Linked DNA regions of Homo sapiens: region 1 is linked to region 2. Evidence: chromatin loops called from intact Hi-C (ENCODE). Cell type or tissue: A673. All regions are shown on one strand. Each heading gives the region's core, and the rest is flanking DNA. Links, peaks and the distances in the headings are about the cores only.

Region 1 (8,000 bases), core at 1-8,000, 560 kb after region 2:
TGCACAGCATCTGCCTGCCCTGATCAAGTGAGTAATTAGATTTGCATTAAAATTCAGCCCTTTGAAAAGGAGGGAAGCAAAACGATGGAAAGGTCTCTTAACTGAGGAAGTCTCTGTTCATAAAATGAAAGGGAATTTTAGAGGCATTTATCTGCCCTCCTAGATGGTGTGATTGAAGGCTCTGAGAGGCTCGGTGCCTCTTTCATTCTGCAGAGAGGTTGGGAGTAGAAAATACCGCAGATGGGTTTTAGGTGATTTAAATAGCACTTCTCCTTGCCCATGGCGCCTCAGTTTTGAAGATGGCTTAGAGGCTGTTGCAAGCCATATGATTTGTGTTTTTACTTGCAGCTTTGCAAGCCGAGAAAAGAAAAACACTAGGCTTTGGATACGATATGACATTTTTGGAAACCAGAAAACAAAACCCTAAACTAAAATGAAAAATATAGTTTAAAACTACAAATTCTGTTTTGAATCCACATTTCTGCTTGGCATAGGTAGTAATTGCTCCAAATAGCCATTTTATTACTGTTTTCTCTAATATTGGTATTTATTTAGCTGTTGGGTTAATTGGAGCAAATTTATCTTCTAGGCTCCTGTATAAACCTTGCAGTGGGCCTCCTTATCTAGGCTGAGGTCCAAAAATAATCCTTTCTGAGCATCTTTAGTTTCCAAACACTGCAAAGACCAGAAAATATTGGTTTCGTTTGTATCTAATCCTGTCACATTTGCTGAGAATTTACATTATAAATTCTGAAAAGGGAACTTAACTTTAGGTACCATTTTATGCCTTAGGATATTTATTTACCAAATTTTGAGAGTTCTGGAAAGATTAATAATATCTCAATATTTATTAGGGAATAGTTTGCTTATCCCATAGTTTTCACTGACCACTGATGTATCAAAATACCAACAAGTGCAGATTTACATGTTTCTGATAAATTGTCCTTTATAATTTTTAAAAAGTTACAAAGGACCATTTAGAAATAATTTTAGATATGCAGAAAAGTTACAAGATTAAGAATAGTATAAGGAACTCTCATCTACTCTTTTACCTATATTACTGTATTATTATTATTTTGAGGCAGGGTTTCACTCTGTTGCCCAGGCTGGAGTTGAGTGGAACGATCATAGCTCACTGCAACCTTAACCTTCTGGGCCCAGGTGATCCTCCCGCCTCAGCCTGCTGAGTAGCTGGGACCACAGGCAGGTGCCATCACACCCTGCTAATTTTTAAAAATGTTGTGGAGATTAGGTCTTTCCATGTTGCTCAGGCTAGTCTTGAACTTCTGGGCTCCAGCAGTCGTCCAACCTTGGCCTCCCAAAGTGCTGGGATTACTGGCGTGAGCCACTGCGTCTGGCCTATTGATGTGTTATTAACATGTATATCCCACTTGCTTTATCATTTACACGCCCCGTGTGTGTGTATGTATGTGTGTGTGTCTGTGTTTGTATAAACATGATTTCTTTTTCTGACCCATTTGAGAATAAGTTATGCATATATCACCATCCTCTACACCTAAACACTTAAGTGTGTTTTCTAAAATCAGGAATATTCTCTTACATAACCACAATACAACATTCAACTTCAGTAAATTTAACGTCAATATTTAAACTTTTACTTAATTTACATTCATATTCTGATTTTGTCAGTTGACCCATTTGTGTCTTTTGTAGCATTTTTTTATAAGCTAAATGACAGAGAATGATTAAAGTATAAGACGAAAGAAAGCCCCTTCAGTTCTGGTATTTCAGCACCTATCGACGTGAATCAAAGTGCCGGCTAGACGAAGGGAGCTCCCTGGTCTGGTGGACAGAGATTTGGAGGGGGAGGCAGGAACCATGTTCTTTCTCAAGTTCCACAGATGTGACTGAATGGGCCCCTAAGTTTACCACATCTTTCCCGGCTCTGTGAATTTAATGGGTGTGTATCACCTGTCATCTGTTGTTGTGAAGGTTTTTATAAAAATTGACTTGATGGGGATATGAGGCTCAGAAGAAACTGTTATAAAAATAGAGCAGTATTTTCTTATTTCCCTACTATTCCTGACTAATGTATTTAATGTGGTATGCCTGAAAGCCAAACTAAGGAGGCTTTAGAAAGACCCTGTAAGCTGTTTTCCTGCTAACGGAGCAAATGAGAGGTCTTAAAACAACTCCTTCCCATCTGTGTTTCCTTTCCATCTGGAAGTGTGCCCTGTCCTTCCCGAGGGGAAGCAGATCCACAGCGCGCATTTGCAGTGAGCCATTAGCGAGCTTTAGAAGTTTCCCAGCAAATTCCCTAGGCCCCTGAAACTGTTATGATCCATTTTGATGATAAACCAATGCTGAGAGGCTGGACTGTTTGCAATTTTTTAAAAAAGAGAGTTCGGATTTTTGAGGGTTGCTCTGAGATTTTTGGTGTAGGCTTCATTTTAAAATTATTTTCTTTTTCCTTCCATTTCTTTCTTCCCTTCCTCTTTATCCTCCTTTCTTGTTACTCACTCAGTGCTTTGCAGATCATATTCTAAAGGAACTGGACCATTTTCCACTTGAGAAGAGAAGCGAGGTGGTCATTCTGTTTTCTGCTCACTCACTGCCCATGTCTGTAAGTAAGAACATTTTCTGGGATGACCTAGTGATAGAGGATTGGGTGATTTCATTTTCTAAATGTGTAAAATGGGTCCAGCTTCCATTATGTCCTAAGCCCAGTGCAAGAATGAATTCTCAAATCTCAGACTTGGTGCTAACTAGCCTCACTTCTTAAAACCTCGTAACAATGAATTCAAATTATAATGTTGTAAATAGATCTTTTCCTCTTTTCTTTTTTTTGAAACAGAGTCTTGCTGTGTCACCCAGGCTGGAGTGCAATGGTGCAGTCTCGGCTCACTGCAACCTCCACCTCATGGGCTCAAGCAGTTCTCTTGCCTCAGCCTCCCAAGTAGCTGGGATTACAGGCACCCACCACCATGCCTGGCTAATTTTTTGTATTTTTAGTAGAGACTGGGTTTCACCATGTTGGCCAGGCTGGTCTCAAACTCCTGACCTTAGGTGATCCACCCGCCCAGGCCTCCCAAAGTACTGGGATTTCAGGTGTGAGCCACCACACCCAGCTCCTCTTTTCTTTAAAATGATAACTTGAAGATATATATAAGACTTTCTAATAAGTGGGACAGTTAAGAGAAGGCTGCTTTTGCCTGCCCTGTCAGCAGAGCTCAGCTTGATGTTTCTGTGTGTTGAGTGGGGGGGTCTCCATTCAGACAAGCGCTCTCAATCCCATGCTTTTGTCCTCAGGACTTGTTAGGCAGCCATTGCAGTTTGCTAAGACTCAGGACCACATTTTTGCAAGTGAATATAGAGGATCAAGTTGGGATCTGGCTGTTCCTTAGTTCATCATATTACACTAGGCTATTCATCCAGATGCTACAATCTGTGCCATAGCTGTTGTATTGTTGGAAACAAGAATGATCAAGCTAGTGTACTGTATGATATATAGAAGCGCTTGGAATAAGCAACCAGTTTCATCTGCTCAGAACTAGCATTCTATCCTAAAACCAGTGCTTTCCAACCCAGAGAGGTGGATAATTACATCTTCACAGGGGTGATTGAGGTTTTAACAATGTCGGGAATGGAGTCAGCCTCAGTGTCTGGGCCACTCTTGTAACTGGGCCTTACCGCCCCCTGGTGGCTACTAGGGCCAAGCCTCTGCAGATTTTCCACTCATCGTCTCTGCTGGGCCTCGTGTGGACGGTAGGAGGCTCTGAAGATAAATTCCTCTCTTCTGGAAGCCTGCCTATTTTAATGGGTTTGCTTTTCCTTTTCTGGTGTCATGCAATCCTTTTCACATGTCCATCCTCCTGCCACTTCATCCTATGTAAGGTGAGACCTCGCCTGAGATGCCAGAAGGGAAGCCCTTGAACCAGCCTGGAGCAAACACATTTGCTTTGCTTTTTTTTTGAGACGGGTCTTGCTCTGTTGCCCAGGCTGGAGTGCAGTGATGCGATCACAGCTCACCGTAGCCTCCACCTCCTGGGTTCAAGCGATTCTCCTGCCACAGCCTCTTGAGTACCTGGGACCACAGGCACACGCAACCACGCCTGGCTAATTTTTTGTATTTTTAGTAGAGACGGGGTTTCCCCATGTTGCCCAGGTTGGTCTCAACCTCAAGTGAGCCACTCACCTTGGCCTCCCAAAGTGCTGGGATCACAGGCATGAGCCACCGTGCCTGGCTGAAACCCATTTTTGTATGTGGGGATTCCGGTGCTGCCTTGCCTCCTCTGACCGTGGCCTCACTTCCTTATTCTTTCACCTGGGGACGGAGCACGCTGCTTCCAGGTTTGGCTGCTGGAGCGTCCTTGTGGGACCGGGAAATGCCACAGTGTCATAAGGATAAGTCAGGTATGGGGAGGACATTGGAGAGTTGAGAAAGAACACTGATCTAGCACACTCTTCTCTTCCCCTGCGTTCCCTTCTGACAACTTTTTAAACTTTATTTTGAAGAAATTTTTAGACTTACAGAAAACTGATTAAAAGAGTACAGAGTTAAAAGAGTACATATACCCTCTACTCAGCCTCTCCCAGTGTTAACATCTTACACAACCACTGTACAGTTACCAACGCTGAGAAACCAGCGCTGGTACAATACTATTAACTGCACTCCAGGCTTCATGTGGATGCCACTTGTGTTTCCAAAAATGTCCTTTTTCTCTCCCAGGACCCAGTCCAGGGTCCCACACTGTGTGTGGCTGTGGGGTTTCCTCAGCATCCTCCAATCTGTGACAGTCCTGATACTTGGCTTGTCTTTCATCAGCTTGACTTTTTTTTTTTTTTTTTTTTTTTTTTGAGACAGGGTCTCACTCTGTCACTCAGGCTGGTGTGCTGTGGTGCAGTCACGACTCACTGCAGCCTCGACCTACCAGACTTGGGTGAGCCTCTCACCTCAGCCTCCCGAGTGACTGGGACTACAGGTGCACACCACCACACCCAGCTAATATTTGTATTTTTTGAAGAGACAGGGTTTCACCATGTTGCCCAGTCTGGTCTCGACCTCCTGGGCCCAGGTGATCCACCCACCTCAGCCTCCCAAAGCGCTGAGATTGTAGGTGTGAGGCGCCACGCCCCACCACACGTTGATATTTCTGAGGAGTCATTTTTAGGATGTCAGTTGTTTTCTGGTGCGTCCCTCCATCTGGGTTCGTCTGAAGTTTTCTCATGATTAGGTTGCGGTGATGCATCATTGGCAAGAACCCACAGGGGTGCGGGGCCCTGCTCTGTGCCTCACACCCGGGGGTCTGTGATGCCAGCGTGCTTTTCTACTGGTGATGTGATCCCTGGCCACTTGTTTAAGGGTGTGTCTGCTGTGTTGATCCATCCTAAAATTACTATTTTTCTCTTTGTAATTAAAAATATCTTGGAGGAGATACTTTAAGACAATACAGAGATTTTGTTATTTCCTAGCATCCATGGGTAGATCGTGTTTGTAGTAATTACCACATTGCTGTCCTAATGGCAACTTTGTGTTTCCTTCATTCCATCTACATTTATGCCTCCCATGGCTTTTAAACAGACCAGTAGTAATAATCATAAAATAATTTGTCAGTATATATATATAATTTTTTGTTTTCGAGATGGAGTCTTGCTCTGTCACCCAGGCTGGAGTGCACTGGTGCAATCTCGGCTCACTGCAGCTTCCGCCTCCTGAGTTCAAGTGATTCTTCTGCCTCAGCCTCCTGAGTAGCTGGAATTATAGGTGTGCGCCACCACACCAGGCTCATTTTTGTATTTTTAGTACAGACAGGGTTTCACCATGTTGGTGAGGCTGGTCTCGAACTCCTGACCTCAGGCGATCAGCCCACCTCAGCCTCCCAAAGTGCTGGGATTACAGGCGTGAGCCACTGCGCCCCATCTATCAGTATATTTCATTTCACCAATATTTATTGAGCACCTGCTATATTCCAGGCACTGTTTCCAGCCATATCATAGGATATGGGAATGAAGAAAACAGAGAAAAATCTTTGTTTGCAGAGAGTAGGGAGAAAAGATAATAAACATAATACATATGAAAATGGTATGGTAGATTAGCAGGCAATATATGTTATAGAAGAAAATAAAGCCAGGTGAGGGCTAGGGAGTCAGTACACAGTAAATATTTAAAGCATTAAAATTTGCATTGAAAATTTTCAAAGGTATTAACAAGGGATCATGTATGAAACATTTGCTGTGCACAAAGTGTTTGCCTGTTGTCCATTGTTGCAGGAAGAGTGGGGAGAGAGGAAGTGGAAGGTGCAGGTCACACTCTTGGAGGTGCCTGTAACCTGCAGTGATGTGCTGCTGCTTTCCTCCTCTAATTCCACCAGGGTTTACCATAAATCCAGCAGTTCTGTACATTGTCCATGCAGCACTGTTTCAGTTCCTGTTGTGAAATCAACTACACACATGACCACCAGGGTAGAAGTTCCCATCCTGCCCAGCTTTTCTGTGTCTTCTTCATCTATTGGATGAGGGAGAGAGAACCATCCTCTTTAGTTAGATCTTGTGAGTCCCCCATGAATAACGTGGAACATGGAATTCTCCACCCTCTTAGGGACCTTAGAGATGATTGACTGCGGTGTTTTTCTTTGGCTGATGAAGAAGTGGAACTAAGGAAGTTTGGTGATTGAACTCAGACCATATCATCATTGGTGCAGGAGACAGAAAGGGAGGGCTTTGTTCCAGGGCTCACACTGTGTCAGCACATAGTCAGAGGCTCTCGGGGCCTTCCCAGTGTTAATGGCTGAACACCCATTGTGTCTCTGCTGCAGGTGGTCAACAGAGGCGACCCATATCCTCAGGAGGTAAGCGCCACTGTCCAAAAAGTCATGGAAAGGCTGGAGTACTGCAACCCCTACCGACTGGTGTGGCAATCCAAGGTAAGTGGCTTCCACACTGGCGGGCGGCCAGCTCTTATTGGTAAAATTTATTTTATGAGTTATAAAATGGTTAGATTTGGCTCTTACACATGGTCAGGCTCTTCCATAACCTGATTGCTCACCATGGGCAGAAAGAACTCTGCAAGCGAGTAAGATAGAAGGGGAAATCAAGTGACTCGTGGAGCTCCATTGGTTTAATATTTTACCTTTAGCTGCAATGACAGAAACTGTTATTTATTTATATTGAGGCAACTTCTAGGATTCAAGTTTCCATGTGAAAATATCAAAATCCATTCAAGCAGGTGTAAAGAGTGGCTCTTGCCCGCAGTGGGCAGTGCGTGTGCCCAGGGGGGCAAACAGGGGTACTACAGACCGTCAGGAGGCATAGTCCACTTACGCATTCGTCTATCTTTCGCATAGGTTGGTCCAATGCCCTGGTTGGGTCCTCAAACAGACGAATCTATCAAAGGGCTTTGTGAGAGGGGGAGGAAGAATATCCTCTTGGTTCCGATAGCATTTACCAGTGACCATATTGAAACGCTGTATGAGCTGGACATCGAGTACTCTCAAGTTTTAGCCAAGGAGGTAAATGCACCCATCTGCCTTTTTCCCATCATGACTTGTTTTAAAAGGAAATTTTTTCTGCAACTAACTAATGTATCATTCAGAAATATTGTTTACTGTATTTGTTTGCATGTACGGTGTCCTCATTCTCCTGAATAATACTTCATCTGAGTAATAATCTCAACACATTGAGTTAATTCCATGCAGTGGGAGGGGAAACCTGTGCTTTCCTTAAACCAGGTGCCCCAGGGATCACTGTGGCTGACATCATTTTGTTTAGTTTGAGTTACTGGGCTACTCGAAAGTAATAACAACTATATTTCTTTAAGAAAAAAGAAATGTACTTCTCACTAATTCCAAAGGAAAACATTTTATTGTTTTATAATTTCTTTTCTTTGCCTAATCATGACCTTTACTCAGGGCTATTATTACATGGCTTCTTGTTGAGTGTCAAGGCATATAGGAGTCATTGTCATTTAAAAGAAGAGCGTGAAATGAACATGGAAGCAATGTGTGATGTGATTTCCTTGACCTCTTTTATGCACTCACTTA
Region 2 (15,846 bases), core at 4,195-12,194:
AAACCCCAACAGAGCCCAACACCGCCACAGTTCCGCTAGATCACAACCAAACCCCAACAGAGCCCAACACCGCCACAGTTCCGCTAGATCACAACCAAACCCCAACAGAGCCCAACACCGCCACAGTTCCGCTAGATCACAACCAAACCCCAACAGAGCCCAACACAGCCACAGTTCCGCTAGATCACAGTCAACCAAACCCCAACAGAGCCCAACACAGCCACAGTTCCGCTAGATCACAGTCAACCAAACCCCAACAGAGCCCGACACCACAGTTCCACTCACAACCAAACCCCAACAGAGCCCAACACTGCCACAGTTCCACTAGATCACAACCAAACTCCAGAGCCCAACACAGCCACAGTTCCACTAGATCACAGTCAACCAAACCCCAACAGAGCCCAACACCGCCACAGTTCCGCTAGATCACAGCCAAATTCCAACAGAGCCCAACACAGCCACAGTTCCGCTAGATCACAGTCAACCAAACCCCAACAGAGCCCAACACCGCCACAGTTCCACTAGATCACAGCCATATTCCAACAGAGCCCAACATAGCCACAGTTCAACTAGATCACAGTCAACCAAACCCCAACAGAGCCCAACACCGCCACAGTTCCACTAGATCACAGTCAACCAAACCCCAACAGAGCCCAACACCGCCACAGTTCCACTAGATCACAACCAAACTCCAGAGCCCAACACAGCCACAGTTCCACTAGATCACAGTCAACCAAACCCCAACAGAGCCCAACACCACCACAGTTCCACTAGATCACAGTCAACCAAACCCCAACAGAGCCCAACACCACAGTTCCGCTCACAACCAAACCCCAACAGAGCCCAACACCGCCACAGTTCTGCTGGATCGCAACCAACCAAATCCCAATGAAGCCACGCGTGTGGACAAGATAAACCCATGACTGCTGAGATCACAAGGTCCCTATCTGAGTTTCTCTGCGACAAATCTTCCCAAAGTTTATTAAGAACACACAGCTTAATGAAATCATTTGTTGATCTCCCACCCACCACCAGCAAGAGTTCTGAAACACATGATTCCTCCAACTCAAGATGGGCCAGAAAGCAAGTAGAAAACCAAGTTGGGTGCTCTATTTTAGTGGAGAAGCTTCCAGAACAGAGGGGCAGAAGATGGCCAACTGAAATGACAGACCATAAGAATTCACTGTGTGTTTCCTCTCTTTTTATCTAATCCCAGGACATGAACACATCTGTACTCAAATTTCAGGACAGTCCACACACTGAGGCCAAATGCAGATGACTTGGTTTCTCCTTCTGAATCCACCGTTGTGTTTTTCTCACACCACTGATAACTGAAAACAGACGAGATGCAAGCAGGCTGAGCAGCAGCAGCCAAGGGTAGGCACGGATGCCTCAGTCAGCCCTTTGTGTCTTGAAGCACGGGCAACTGGCTGGGCAACTTTCTCAGGGCTTCCTCTATCAGCAATCTGGGCTGGACCAGCAGGCATGTAAGTTAAAGAAAATGATAAAGCACAGGCCGCTTTTTTTATTTTAATCTCAAATGCGTGATCTGGATTTCCATTTTGAAAACAAATGCTGGAAAATGTGACCCCTATGCAAGGCCCCCTCCTAATGAGGTCTGCCTGTTATACATGCGTGACAGGCGCTTCATAGCTTGGAACTAACCGCACTGTATTTGATGTGCTCAGCACAGCAGGTGACTGTAGGTAGAAAATCATTAACAGTACCGTGAGCTCGCAGTCAGCAATCCAAAGGCCAAGTTCAACCAGGAAAAATAAAAACCACCACTGCCCTCTACATCCAAGAGACTTCATCTTACACTTCAGGCATTTAAATGTGCTGCTCAACCACAACGCATTAAGCGGGGAAGGGCTTTTAAAAATCCCAACATTTACACACAGAAACAGCAAGCACCATCCAGCCATAGCTGCCTACAAAGCACAGAAGACGTGGCCCCGCCAGGATTTCCAGCATCCGTCCCTGCTACAGGCAGTTGCCAGAGAGAACATAAACAAGGGTATCCAATGGAAGAGGGACAAGGGACAGGATTTACGTTGCACTGTTTATGCTATGGAATCTGTTGTTTTGGGACTCAAAACTTCAAGTTGCCGAGATGCCTGTATAATTGACTCAGAGGCCACGATATGGGCAGCTGGACATACCAATTCCCAGCCAGCCCCATCCAAACTGCCTCAAGGGGAGGGTTCTTTGACCTATTAAGTTTCCTGGGATAAGAAGAACTTTACAACCAGGCACAAGAAGGGATGCTAAAATAAATAAATGAGCACGCTGGGAGGCCGAGGCGGGTGGATCACCTGAGGCCAGGAGTTAGAGACCAGCCTGGCCAATGTGGTGAAACCCCATCTCTACTAAAAATACAAAAATGAGCCGGGTGCAGTGGCGGGAGCCTGTAGTCCCAGCCACTTGGGAGGCTGAGGCAGGAGAATCACTAGAACCCAGGAGGTGGAGGTTGCAGTGAGCCGAGATCGTGCCATCGCACTCCAGCCTGGGCGACAGAGTGAGACCCTGTCTCAAACAAAACAAAACAAAGGAAAGCAAAGCAAAACAAAACAAAACAAAACAAAAAAATTAGCCGGGCATGGTGGCACTGGGCTGAGGCACAAGAATCACTTGAACTGGGAGGTGGGGTTTGCAGTGAGCCAAGATCGTGCCAGCCTCGGTGACAAAGCAGGACTCTGTCTCAAAAAAATAAATAATAAATAAATAAATGTTGATTCTTTTTTTTTTTTTTTTTTTGAGACGGAGTCTCACTCTGTGGCCCAGGCTGGAGTGCAGTGGCACTATGTCCGCTCACTGCAAACTCCGCCTCCCGTGTTCACACCATTCTCCTGCCTCAGCCTCCTGAGTAGCTGGGACTACAAGCACCTGCCACCACGCCCAGCTAATTTTTGGTATTTTTTAGTAGAGATGGGGTTTCACTGTGTTAGGCCAGGATGGTCTCAATCTCCTGACCTCGTGATCCGCCTGCCTCGGCCTCCCAAAGTGCTGGGATCACAGGTGTGAGCCACCGCACCCGGCCGATTTTTTTTTTTTTAAATAAAGGTGAGGTTTCGCCATGTTGCCCAGGCTGGTCCCAAACTCCTGGCCTCAAGCGATCTTCCCGCCTCGGCCTCCCAGTGTGGAGATTACAGGTGTGGGCCACCGTGTCCAGCCTGAAATGAATAAATGAATCATAATGGCAAAGGTATCATCCTGAACCTTCACACAGCCAAAGAATTGTGTTTGTAAACAAATACAGCGCTGCCCACAGAATGTCGTCCTGTGATGACGGGGACGTCCACATCTGCAGCGTCCTGTGGGCAGCCACTAGCCGCATGTGTCTACGGAGCACCTACAATATGGCTAATACCACGGAGGACCTTTCTATTTGTTTTATTTAAGCTCAACTGGAATCTAGCCTGGTGTGGCCAGCACTCCTTTATGGGCCAGTATAGCTCTGGTCCGCCAGGAGGGAGGATGACAGGAGACGGGGTTTGCTATCAGAGAAAAGCAAGAGAGCATGAACAGGTAAGCAGAGAAGAAGGTGACCAAGCCGCGAGCAGCCGTCACCCCAGTCTCACCTATCCCGACAGGAATGCAGACAGAAACCCAGAGAGAGAATCGCAAGGGTTCTCTGGTCAGTCAACCCCAGGTGAGGACAGGGCTGCCCAGGCAGGCACCTCACCCCTGGGTGCTGGGGTGCGGGTGCCAAGGCAGAGTGAGAGTCTGCAGGGAACTGACATTCCTGGGGGGTGCAATAGACACCTGCAAAGAAATAAGCTAATTTTATGTTTAGAAAGTGCTACAGAGGCAACAGAAAAGGGTAACCGACTGCTGGGGAGGATATGGAGAGACTGGAGCTCCCACTTGATGCTGGTGGGAATGCAAATGGTGCAGATGAAAAACAGGCCAGCAGCTTCTCAAATGCTTAAATGTAGAGTTACCGTAACTCCATGGTTATTCCATTCCTAAGTCTATGTCCACACAAAAACCTGCACACAAGTGTTCATGGCAGCATCATTCTACCAAAAAGTAGAAACAAACCAAATGCTCATGAATTGATGAATGGACTTTTTAAAAAAACAGGTGGTATATCCATACAATGGGCTATTATCTGCCATAAAAAGGAATGAAGTACTGATGCATGCTATCACACGGGATGGGCCGTGGAAACACGCCACGTGAAAGGGGTCCCAAGCAAAAGACCCCCTAGTATGATTCCGTTTATGCAAAATATTCAGAATCAGCACACCTACAGAGACAGAAAGATAGGGTTCTCCAGGGGCTCAGGGGAACAGGGAATCACAAAGTCATAGCTAAAGGATACAAGGTTTCTCTTTCAGCTGATGAAAATTTTCTAAAATTGGCTATGGTGATGTCTGCACATGTGTGTGAATATACTAAAAGCCACCGCATTGCATCACCCATTAAATGGGTGAATTGTAAGAGATGTGAATTTGATCTCAATAATGACTGGGGAGAAAGCTGCAGCTGGAGTGTTCAGGCCTCTCGGAGCAACGGTCCCCTTCAAGGCTAAAGGGAGTCAGCCCCGTGAGGATGCAGGCGAAGGGCGTTCTGACCAAAAGTAACAACAGCAGATGCCAACTTCCCCAGACTGGAACCCGTTTGGTGCGTGCGCCAGGCAGACGGATGCCCGGGTGGCGGGACCTGCCCTGTCCATGAGGTAGCCACAAACAGCTGCCAAGTACTGGAGATGTGGCTGGCTAAATTGAGAGGTGGTAGGTCAAACTTCCAAGACCCCGGATCAAAAGAAAAGACTGTTAAATACTTGATTAATCTTTGTGTGAATACTGATTACATGTTGAAATATTTTTGATATCATGAGTTAACTAAAATGCATTAAAATTCATTTCACCTGTTTTCTTTTTAATGTGACTACTAGAAAAGTTACCGTACATAGGTGGCTGGCATTTGCGGTCCAAATTATATTTCCTGGGCTGCATGAGGCACAGAGAAGAGAGTGGAGAGGCTGGCAGTGGGGTGGTGACTCGAGATCATATAAGGGCTCAGAGGCATGAGGCAAGAGTGAGCTTTAGTTCTAAATGTGATGGGCCACTGAGGACCTGATGTGATTTCATTTCTACCATGAACACATCGCTCTGACTATTCCAAAGACTGGAGGTGAACAAAGAAGGGGGTGGCCAGAGAGAATGACATGAAAGCCTGCCTCAACTGGTCAGATTCAGAAACACACACACACACACACACACACACACACCCTCCTGGTGGGGGGAAGAGGACAGTGTTACAGTTAAGAGCCCAGGCTTAGAAACACATTGCTTGGATTTAAATCTCAGCTGCAACACAGGAAATTTCTGTGAGCAAATTATTTAACTTCTCTGTGCCTGACCTTTCTCATTCACAAATAGGTTATTACAGGCCAGGCGCGATGCCTCACACCTCTAATCCCCACAATCTATAAGTCAAAGTGGGAGGATCGCTTGAGGCCATGAGTTCGAGACCAGCTTTGGCAACATCATGAAACCCCATCTCTCAAAATGTTTTTTAATAAATTAGCTGGTGGCAAGCACCTGTAGTCCCAGCTACTCAAAAGGGTGAGGTGGGAGGACTGCCTGAACCCAGGAGTCTGACGCTGCAGTGAGCTATGATTGGACCACTGCACTCCAGCTTGGGTGACAGTGTAAGACCCTGCCATTCATTCATCCACACATCCATCCATTAATTAATTAATTACATAGGTTTTAATAGCCTTCCTCATGCAGGTTAATACACTCTTCTTCAAATGCTTAGAATGGTGTCAGGCACATAGGAAGCACTCAATAAATGTTAGTGATTATTATTGAATAAAGTATGTGAGGGAAGATGATAAACTTGTTTTTTTACTGAGAAACCAGGTAAGAGCTGGTGCCGTTTAGTGACAGTGGGCAGGATGTGGTGGTGAAGGCAGATCTGGGCAGGAAGAGCAGCGGCTCCATGTGGGCCACGTTAAGGTTGAGAATCATCTTGGTCCTCAAGTGGGAATGCCAGACAGAGAGGTGACTCTCTAAAGATGGAGCACAGAGGTGAGGAGGCTGGGCTGGCAGCCTCAAGGTGAGATTCCACTTACAGAGAGTGTTGGAAGGTTTGGGATGGATGGAGACAGAGCACAGAAGGCACTTGGAGCAGCACTTGGAGGCGGAGAAGCAGAGGAGTAGCCAGAGGGAGACCAAGGAGGAGCCATCGAGGAGGCCGGGGAGGAACAGACAACATGCCACACAGAAATCGGGCTTAGTGGAGTCAATGCTCTCAAAGGCACCGCAGGCGGAGGAAGATGAGGGCAGGCCATGCACGAGTCTGACCAGATGTGGTCCCTCACAGGCTCACCCAGGACAGCACAGCTGGCACTGACATCCGGCCTCCCACCCGGGGAACACCCTCTGGCACTCTCAGAAGGGACAGCTTGTCACCCGGTCATTGGAGAAGGAATGGACACAGTTACTAGACTGGAAGGGGCAATCGGAAGGCAGGCGCTGGAGAGGGCAGGATATAGTCTCTACAGGTCACTTCTTTCTACGGAGTGAGGCACAACAGGGGCAGTGGCCAAGAGGGACGTGGCACTGGTAAGGACATTTTTAAAGAGAAACGTCATAAGGCCTGTTTTTACGCTATTTGGAAGGATGCGGAAGAAAGGAAGAAACGAATAATGCAGGAGGAAAAAGGGTTAACTGCAGGAGTGACATCCTTGGGAAGCAGGAAGAAGATGCCTTGAGAGTGGCAAGGGGCCTGAGTGAGACAGGAGCTGGGGAAGCCTCCGCGGCAGCAGGTGGAAAGGTGGAGGCGAGACAGGGGGTCTCACTGACTGAACGGCTTCTTTCCTCAATGAGACAAGCAGCAAAGTCATCAGCTAGGAGAATGATGGGAGGTGTGGAGAACTGATGAGCAGAAGGTATGAAAGAGTTTTCTCTGAACCGATGAAACTGCTGCAAAAGTGTAATAAGATTCCTGATACAATGAGTGATGACAGCCGATCTGAAGAGATGCAAGTCCAGTTGGCAGTTTTGGAATAATTGTGAAAGTGGGTTTAACCAGGGTGGGGTGTCCAACCGGGGCGGGGGTCTCCTCAGGGAGTACAAAGCAGTTTGGCTGTTTACAGGAAGGGACCATGAGGTTCAGGCTACAGCAAAGTCCCCTGAGGGCACCGGAAAGGGGGTGAAAAGGTGGTGGGTCCACAGATTGGCAAAGCCCGGGATTTCCAAGACGATTTCAAGTGGGAAGGCTGGGAACGGAAGATCGCAGAGTGGGGTGCCTGAGATCAGGGTTCTAGAGGCTAACCTGGACGAGATCTAAAAAGGGTCACTAAAATGAGGTACAGAAAGGCAGCTGGACCAGAAGAAGTCAAGAATGGACAGGCCAGGTTGCTGGGTGGATACTCTGTGAAGAGACCAGCAGGGTTGGCGGTGTCTTCAAGGGCCAGCCAGGCTTCCATTAGAAAGAGAAGGTGCGGGAACATTCAGAGGTGGTGGAGGATGTAAGGATGCTGCCATGACAGGGAACCCAAAAGGCACAGAGGCAAGAACAGTATAACAGATATAAACAGTCAGTGGGGCCAGGTGCAGTGGCTCACACCTGTAATCCCAGCACTCTGGGGGGCTGAAGTGGGTGGATCACTTGAGGTCAGGAGTTCGAGACTAGCCTGGCCATCATGGTGAAACTCCATCTCTGCTAAAAATACAAAAATGAGCCAGGCGTGGTGGCACACACCTGTAATCCCTACTCAGGGGGCTGAGGCAGGAGAATTGCTTGAACTTGGGAGGCAGACACTGCAGTGAGCCGAGATCATGCCATTGCACTCCAGTCTGGGCAACAGAGCAAGACTCTGTCTCAAAAAAAAAAGAAAAAGAAAAAAGAAAAAAAATCCATCAGTGGGATGGGTGGACACCACTTGACAACTGCTTTGAAAGCAAACAATAAATCAGCCAGGTATAGCAGCCTCATTAACTCAGCAGTATCTAAATACACATCATGTGAAAAGTTACCACAAATTTTAAGTCTCTTAAAAAGGGCAAGTTGGAGGTAGCAAGGCAAACACCACTCCAGGGCTCACTAGACTTTTATATTTTATTTTATTTTATTTTATTTTAGACAGAATTTTGCTCTTGTTGCCCAGGCTGGAGTGCAATGGCGCAATTTCGGCTCACTGGAACCTCCTCCTGGGTTCAAGCTATTCTCCTGCCTCAGCCTCCTGAGTAGCTGGAATTACAGGCGCCCGCCACCACACCCGGCTAATTTTTGTATTTTTAGTAGAGACGGGGTTTCACCGTGTTGGCCAGACTGGTCTCGAACTCCTGACCTCAGGTGATCCACCCGCCTTGGCCTCCCAAAGTGCTGGGATTACAGGCGTGAGCCACAGCACCCGGCCTAGATTGAGTTTTAGACACTTGTCAGCAACTAAACACTGCCAACCCTGCCATCAGGTTGTGGGCACAAAACCATCACTTCCACCCCAGCCCTAGGGCTGAATGGCAGCTGTAAGCCAAAGGGCTACCACTAGAGGGCGACACAGCCCAAAGACTTGAGCAACTCCCAGGCACTGATTTTAATAAAACAAAGCTCTGAGCAGAACGAGTTGAAATTTCTCAAGTTCAAAAACCTAGTTTATTTTTTAAATGAAACAATACTATAAAAACATAGAAAAAACACATATATGGGTGTGCAGAGAAAAAGGTCTCAAAGGCTTCACACCAACCTGGTAACAGGGAAAATAAGACATGGGAAGGGAATGGGGCAAGGCAGAGAAATGGCAGACCTCCACTTTTTAGCCTAAAGGCTATGCTGAGTATTTTTCAAGATTGCATTCATATATTATTGGGATAATTTTAAAATACATTACAAATCAGAAAATATAATAAACATAGAAAACATATAGTTGGCCAGGTGTGGTGGCTCATGCCTGCAATCCCAGCACTTTCGAAAGCCAACACAGGATGATGACTTGAGCCCAGGAGTTTGAGACCAGCCTGGGCAACACAGTGAGACCTCATCTCTACAAAAAAAATTTTTGTTAATTAGCCAGCTGTAGTGGAACTCGCCTGTGGTTCTAACTACTTGGGCAGTTGAAGTGGAAGGAGCGCTTGAGCCTGCAGTGAGCCAGGGCCACACCACTGCTCCAGCCTGGGTGATAGAGAGACCCTGTCAAAAAAAAAAAGAATGAAAGAAAAGAAAGAAAGATTAACAACTGAACAAAACTTGCTACAGACAGAATCTCCAAACCAGCAGCATTCAGAAGGGTTCTAAAATCTATCTCACTGAATTCTGTAGGTAGTTCCTGAGGAAAACCGGGCCCCCAAAGAGTAATTTGCTCCAACAGGGGCCAAAGTTAAAATAACAGCCCACTCTCATCCAAGATCCTAATAACACACGTGAGAATCCTTTCTCTGTTGTGTCCTCTACTAAAATGCTAGCAGTTATGGTTTGGTCATCAATTCTCTATCTTACTAATATCATTCTACACTCTGTTCTCCCCACCAAAAAAAAGAGAAGACACTTTTACTTAGATCACATTGCTGAAATGGCATGTCTTCCTTTGGCTAAATTAAATTTTAACAAATATCTGTTGAAACTTTCATCACTTGATAGAAAAACATCACTTAATTATTATAAATCTAAAAACCTACCTAAGTCCATATCTTCAAATTATCTGCAATGTATAAAAACAGTCCAAGCAGAATATGGTAATAGTCACCTGAGTACATAAAGATACCAGTGGGGATGGGGGAGTGAGGGGGGGATTACATCTGTTGGACTAAAGAAAATTTTCCTGAATTTGAAGGTAGAAAGGGACTTTTTTTCTTTTTTTTGAGATGGAGTCTTGCTCTGTCACCCAGGTTGGAGTGCAGTGGCGTGATCTCGGCTCACCGCAAGCTCCGCCTCCCAGGTTCATGCCATTCTCCTGCCTCAACCTCCCGAGTAGCTGGGACTACAGGCTCCCGCCACCACGCCTGGCTAATTTTTTTGTATTTTTAGTAGAGACGGGGTTTCACTGTGTTAGCCAGGATGGTCTCGATCTCCTGACCTCGTGATCCGCCCGCCTCAGCCTCCCAACGTGCTGGGATTACAGGCGCGAGCCACCACGCCCGGCCGTGGCATTTTTTAAAGGGTGAACATTTGCTGCATACTCATTATGAGCTGGGCATTGTACTGATAGTATTTTATGTTTTGTTACCTCATTCCATCCTCACAAATCCCAGTGAGGTAACTGTAATTAACCTCATCGTAGAGGGAGGGAGAATACAATTGGCCAATGAATAGCAGAACCAGGACTCAAACTTAGGACTGCCTAATCCACACCTGCTCTTGGCTGACATCAGAAGGCCTTGTCTTTACTCCTCCTGGTGTGTTTCATTTCACCCCCTGCCTCTCTCCATCCTTGCTGTCTGGCCTCGACAGGGATTTCTGCCTTTCTATTTGGGCAGTCCAATCTGGCTGACGTCAAGGCAGCCAGAGAGGTTTCATGGGTTCTGAAGAGAGCAAGCAAGAAGGGATCCAGAGACTGGAGAGGCCGATCCTGGCAAGGAGACTTCTTCCTTAAAGGATCAACAGGCAGAGGGAAGATCTTCAAAGACGATTAAGGAAAATTATCAGATGGCTTGCTCCACAATGCGATGTGTGCCAATCTGCTGCAGAGGGAGATTAAAGGGGGCCTGGGGAGCCAGGTAAGAACAGGCCGTGGTGCTTGACCCTGGCTGCTATGAGAACCACCCGGGCAGCTTCTAAGCAAACCGCCAATGTCCAGGCCTGCCAGCCCCCGACCAATGAAGTCAGCATTTCTGGGTGTGAACCCCAGGGCATGGGGGCAGAGGTAGGGTTTTAAACCTCCCCCAGGTGATTCTGATGTGCAGCCAAAATTGAAAACCACTGGGCCAAACCAATAGCTAGGCGAACTGGACAGTTACACAGGGTCCAGCAGGGGCTGCAAACTCTCAGTCGTCCAGTCCCAGCTGGCTGAATCCACTTGTTATAAAGCTACACCGCTTAGCTTGGTGACATTCACCAGCAATTTCTGCGGCTAGGAACAGAGAGAACACACCAGGGCCATCCGGGACAGCAGGTCAGTGGATCGGGGTAAAGGTGTGTAGTGTGACTGCAAAGACACTGTGGCAGCTGCTGATGAAGGAGTCCAGGCTGATAAGCGATTCCAGAACACAAATGCCAGAAAGAGAGACTCCAGGGAGGCCCAGAAACCAGGCTGGGGGCAGAAAAGGACCTCAGAATAGCCTGGGTACCTTTTTCAACACAAATGTATACAGGTGCCCACACCTCCCCCACCTCCCCCATTGCTCTGGCCCTTAGGAAAGTGAGCAGGCAACTGGACTTTGGCAAAGCCCTCCCAGGCTTCCACTCTCCATGGCCCATGAGAATGACTGGAACAGAAGGGAAAGATGGGGACAAAGGGAAGGTGGGGCATGAGGGGTAAGGTTGGAGAGGGCAGACTGCAGAGCCTGAGAGCTTAGAGGTGAAGTGTTTTCAATGAAGACTGGCTTGGATTAAAGAGAAGGAAACATTATTGGATTTACTTCGCTGACAAAAGATGAGGACAGTGTATTAGCAAGCACAGCCACAGGGCTATCAAGAGCCTTTGGGATGACCCCGGGCCTGGGTAACAACAAAATCCAAGACCCAGAAAGGTAGTAGCAGGTGGTGTGAGCTGAGGTTAGGACCTTCAAGAGAAACCCAGTTCCGCTTGGGGGGCTGAAGAGGATCTGGAATCAGCGCCCACCCAGGGAACAAGAAATGTCAGCACTGAGTGTGATGTCAGCTCCCCCACCCACAGGACACAGGGGCCTTCACTGGAGAGTGGGAGAAAGTGTGTCCTTCCTCAGCTGGGAGATGAAGAAATCAGATGGGCTTCTCTTCGCTCTAGTGATTTGGTAAGTATTTCAGGACATCTTCAAAGATTCAGTGCAAAAGATTTGGCAACACCGCCCCCACCACCCCGCCACACACACACAGACACATACATACACACAAACAACAACAAAACAAAAAAGAAGAAAAGGGAGGATGAACAAGAGGAGGAATACAGGTTCCTAGAGTGGCGAGCACTGAAAAGCAGCAGCGCAGTTCTTTCAGATTTTTATTTTAATAAATAGGATTTTGTAAACAAATTGTTTTAACACACTCATTGATGAAGCAGAGCTTCTAGTTATATCCATAAAAGAGATGAGAAAGTAGGAAAAGCCACAAGTCTGCTTCACCAATTTCAGTTTCCATTTTTATCTACTCAAAAATGTTCAGACCACAAATTCTGCATCCACAGCCTCACGTCACAGGCATCATAAGCACCTGACAAGTGCTTACTGCGCAAGCAGCGCCTTACCAGAATCCGGCAGGATACGTAAGAGCATGTGCCTCTTGATAACCATGTGTTCACAAAGAGATCTGTGTGTTCACTGACACAGCAGATGTGAATTCTGAGTCATACACAGGTTAAGGTTCACTCTAACAACTTGGCAATGCCAGCCGAACTTCTGAGGCTATTGCATGAAGGAAAAGGGAAGGGAGCTAGTTAAGTCATCTTGAGGGGACAAAGAAATGTGGAGTGGTGCAGTCTCCAGTGTCAAGTCCATTCTTTCTGCTGGGCTGTCATTCACACTAAGCATACTGGAGCAGCTGTTCTAAAAAATGAAAGCAATGCCTGAATAAAGCAGAGCCAGCCACTATCCAGAGGTTAGGAGAGGGGAAGCTTCTCCTGGCAGCACTGACGAGGAAGACGGGAAACATTCTATACACTCCATGTCATGGAGTATATAGGTGTGTAGTGTGACTACAAAGACACTGTGGCAGCTGCTGCTGAAGGAGTCCAGGCTGATAAGCGATTCCAGAACACAAGTGCCAGAAAGAGAGACTCCAGAGAGGCCCAGAAACCAGGCTGGGGGCAGGAAAGGACCTCAGAATAGCCCGGGTACGTTTTTCAACGCAAATGTATACAGGTGCCCACACCTCCCCCTATTGCTCTGGCCCCGTCAGGGTAACCGTGAGCCACGTTTGCTACATTTCGAACAATCCCAGGGAAACTGGTTCAAAGACAACTGTGAAGCGATGAGGATGGTTTTCATACATACAGACCTCTGGTCTCATTAGCTTATAATTTTACCTTTTCCACTATAATGCAGTTCCCCAATAAAGAATAAAAAATGGCTGACTGCTTCCCATTTATTCCCGTAAATAAAGATTAACACACAGAAGCAATGTGGCTGACATCCAAACTCAAAAGTGTACACAAATCAAATTCGAATATGATAAAAAGTAAATTGATTGTGTATTATCTTGAACATAAATTATTCTGGATGGTAATGAGGATGAACTGTTTTTCCTGCTCCAAGGCAACTGGGCCTGGAGGTATTCTACTTCTTCAATAATATATGTGCTGATTTACATTAGTGTCTGGAACCATGACCTTAAATGAATCTGTAAAAAACAAAGCACTTGAGCAAAGAGGCGGTTCTGCAAATGCTCCAGAAGAGGAAAATCTGTCTGAAAATTCTTAGTTCATTCCTCAACTGTTTACTAAGCACTTGCTTTCTCCCAGGTATGTTAAGAGCTGCCGCTTTCTTACTCCTGAAATTCCCTTCTAGATGGAAGAAGCTCTGTCCAGCATATTCCTCCTGCCTCTCCCACCCTCACACACTCCAACCAGGGTAAGAAAGAAGGGCCAGCGTTGGCAGGAGTTTGGGTAAAGAACTGGCTGTGCCAAGCCAAGCCCCCGCTCCTTGCTGTATTGTATCCTTCACAAGGAGATCAGTCCAAAGGATGGACCATCAGTGTGAAGAGCAGCTCAAGCCCATGCTGGCACTCACCAGGGTGGGCATGGGGGATGTTAAGTCTGCCTAATTCCATGTTCTGTGTTAGGAAGCCCACTGGCCTGGACATAGAAGCCACATTCCTCTATGTTAAGCCTTTGCCCTAACAAAGGTGATGCTCTGGTCTCCCTCTGCAAATGCTTTTGTTATTTCTCTGGTGAACTGTACTTACTGGACCCCCTTGAGTCCCTTGAGCTTAGAACTGTGCTACTATTGTATAGGGCAGTACAGTTTACAACCCATGAGCTGGCCCCAAATTTAGGCTGCATTAGATGCACCTGAAGGGGTTATTTTAAATTGCAAATTCCTAAGACCCAGGCCATAAACTCTGATGCAGCAGATCTGCAGAGGGCTGACATCTGCGCCTGGAAGAACCGCAGCTAAACCAAAACCACATTATGAGAAGGCATGGAAAAAAATTCATGGATCTCTATACCTCTGAGCTTTAAAACAAAAACACAGTATTTTAATAAGTCTGATTTTCCACTTCCATAAAATTAAATGATTTTGTGGTTGATTTGGTGACTCACAGAAAATGCTTACAGGGCAAGAAGACTGGAAGTAAGAAACGCAATTCTGAGCGTGCTGTCTGGAAGAAGCGCTGTAATCAAATGACCAGGTGGTCACTGCGTTCTATCAGGATGTCAGCCTAAGTTAGCCAGAGCCCAAAGAGGCACACTGGGGTGTGCGCTGGGTCCCTGTGCAGGCACAGGAACCACTGAGAAGGACACAGTAGTTTTGGGGGAAAGTTGGCTGTACCGGGTTTGGTCAAGCTATCCAAAAATCATCAGGCCTAAACACGCCTTGCTCCTCCAATAACATCAATTTCCAACCCAAATTTAAAGTTAACAAACGTAGAGTGCTTTCTAGGGCCTGTCAAAGAGACACACTGTACTGATTTTGCTAACCTCTTAGCAAGGGAAAAATAATCCTATTTCAAGATCTATAATGTCAAGTTTGCCCAAAAGGTGAAGTTAAAACTAACTCTGTATTAATAATATTCCGGGAAGTGCTCCCCTCTGTCAACGTTTTGCTCATGTCCCAAGTGTCCCCACGGCATTGCCACGCAACACAAGAGAGGATGCACATTCCCTCCATTTAGGCAGCAGTTCAACAGAACTAACGGGAGAGAGTAAGTCAATCTTTCAAAAGTCCAAAAATCCTCAATCCCCATTCTCAATTCAGACCAGGTTCACAGTCTCCTTCCCCACCAGAGTTCTGGAAATTAGAATCCAGTATTTCTCAACAACTTCTACAAGTATGAGAAATTTAAACTCATCTTGAGAGGACTCCTGGGTTCCCTCTGAATATTTTAATATCCTGCATTAATGAGGAAAATGCAACTAACCTCCTATGTTTCCTAAACAGACTTGTCTTCCCGAAAAACTTGAATGTAAGCAGGGAATTGCATCTCCCCTAGGACTGCTTTAAAAACCTCTACCACTTACTACAATGGATTCCCAGAAGGCAACTGGACTGCATGATTCTAAGGCACCTACTGTGGGCCCAGAACCAGAAAAAAAAAAAAAAAAGAAAGAAAGAAAGAAAAGAAAAAAGAATGAAAAAGAAAAGAAAAACATCTCAGGCAAATACCAATAGGAGTCGGCAAGAAGACAAAGGCCAGTGAGCCAGGTTCACAATATCAGACGCCTAAGGTTTAGCCTACCACTGCCGCAGGTGGAATGACGGTCCCCCAAGATGCGCGAGTCCTAATCCCCAGAACCTGTGACTAGGTCAGCTTACACAGAAAAGGGGGATTAAGGCTGCAGATGGAATTAAAGTTGCTAATCAGCAGACCTTAAAATAGGGAGATTATCCTGGATTATCCAGATGGACACAATGGAATCACAAGGGCTCCTGAAAGTGCAAAGGGAGGCAGAAGGAGAGCATCCCAGGAGGAGATGTGACCATGTGGGAATGGCCACAGAGATGCTACTCTGCTGGCTTTGCAAACGCAGGGAGGGGACAATGAGCTGAGGCTGCTAGATGTCCTGCAGAAACTGGGAAAGGCAAGGGGATCCTCTCC

The links. A loop is a pair of places that touch in the nucleus more often than their neighbours do. Peaks named below come from ENCODE experiments on the same cell type or tissue, not always from the same donor. Only the 100,000 strongest peaks of a DNase experiment are listed, where the experiment ranks them.
Region 1: a loop joins it to region 2, with 5 times the contacts of the local background. A loop is called at or near these places in 7 of 110 quality-filtered maps.

Annotation. Positions count from the first base shown.
Region 1 is chr18:57,553,729-57,561,728 of GRCh38, reverse strand. FECH (ferrochelatase) reads left to right here. Exons shown (of 11, transcript NM_000140.5): 7 at 2,486-2,584; 8 at 6,777-6,884; 9 at 7,305-7,469. Among named protein-coding and RNA genes, the nearest start is that of FECH, 29 kb to the left of the region's middle. In A673, for the core only: a CTCF peak has its summit at 3,677 (motif pointing left); a DNase peak (open chromatin) is centred at 3,658.
Region 2 is chr18:58,114,752-58,130,597 of GRCh38, reverse strand. The region is part of intron 1 of NEDD4L (NEDD4 like E3 ubiquitin protein ligase); the gene reads right to left. Among named protein-coding and RNA genes, the nearest start is that of NEDD4L, 78 kb to the right of the region's middle. RefSeq lists an enhancer at 4,160-4,659. In A673, for the core only: a CTCF peak has its summit at 8,509 (motif pointing right); a DNase peak (open chromatin) is centred at 8,517.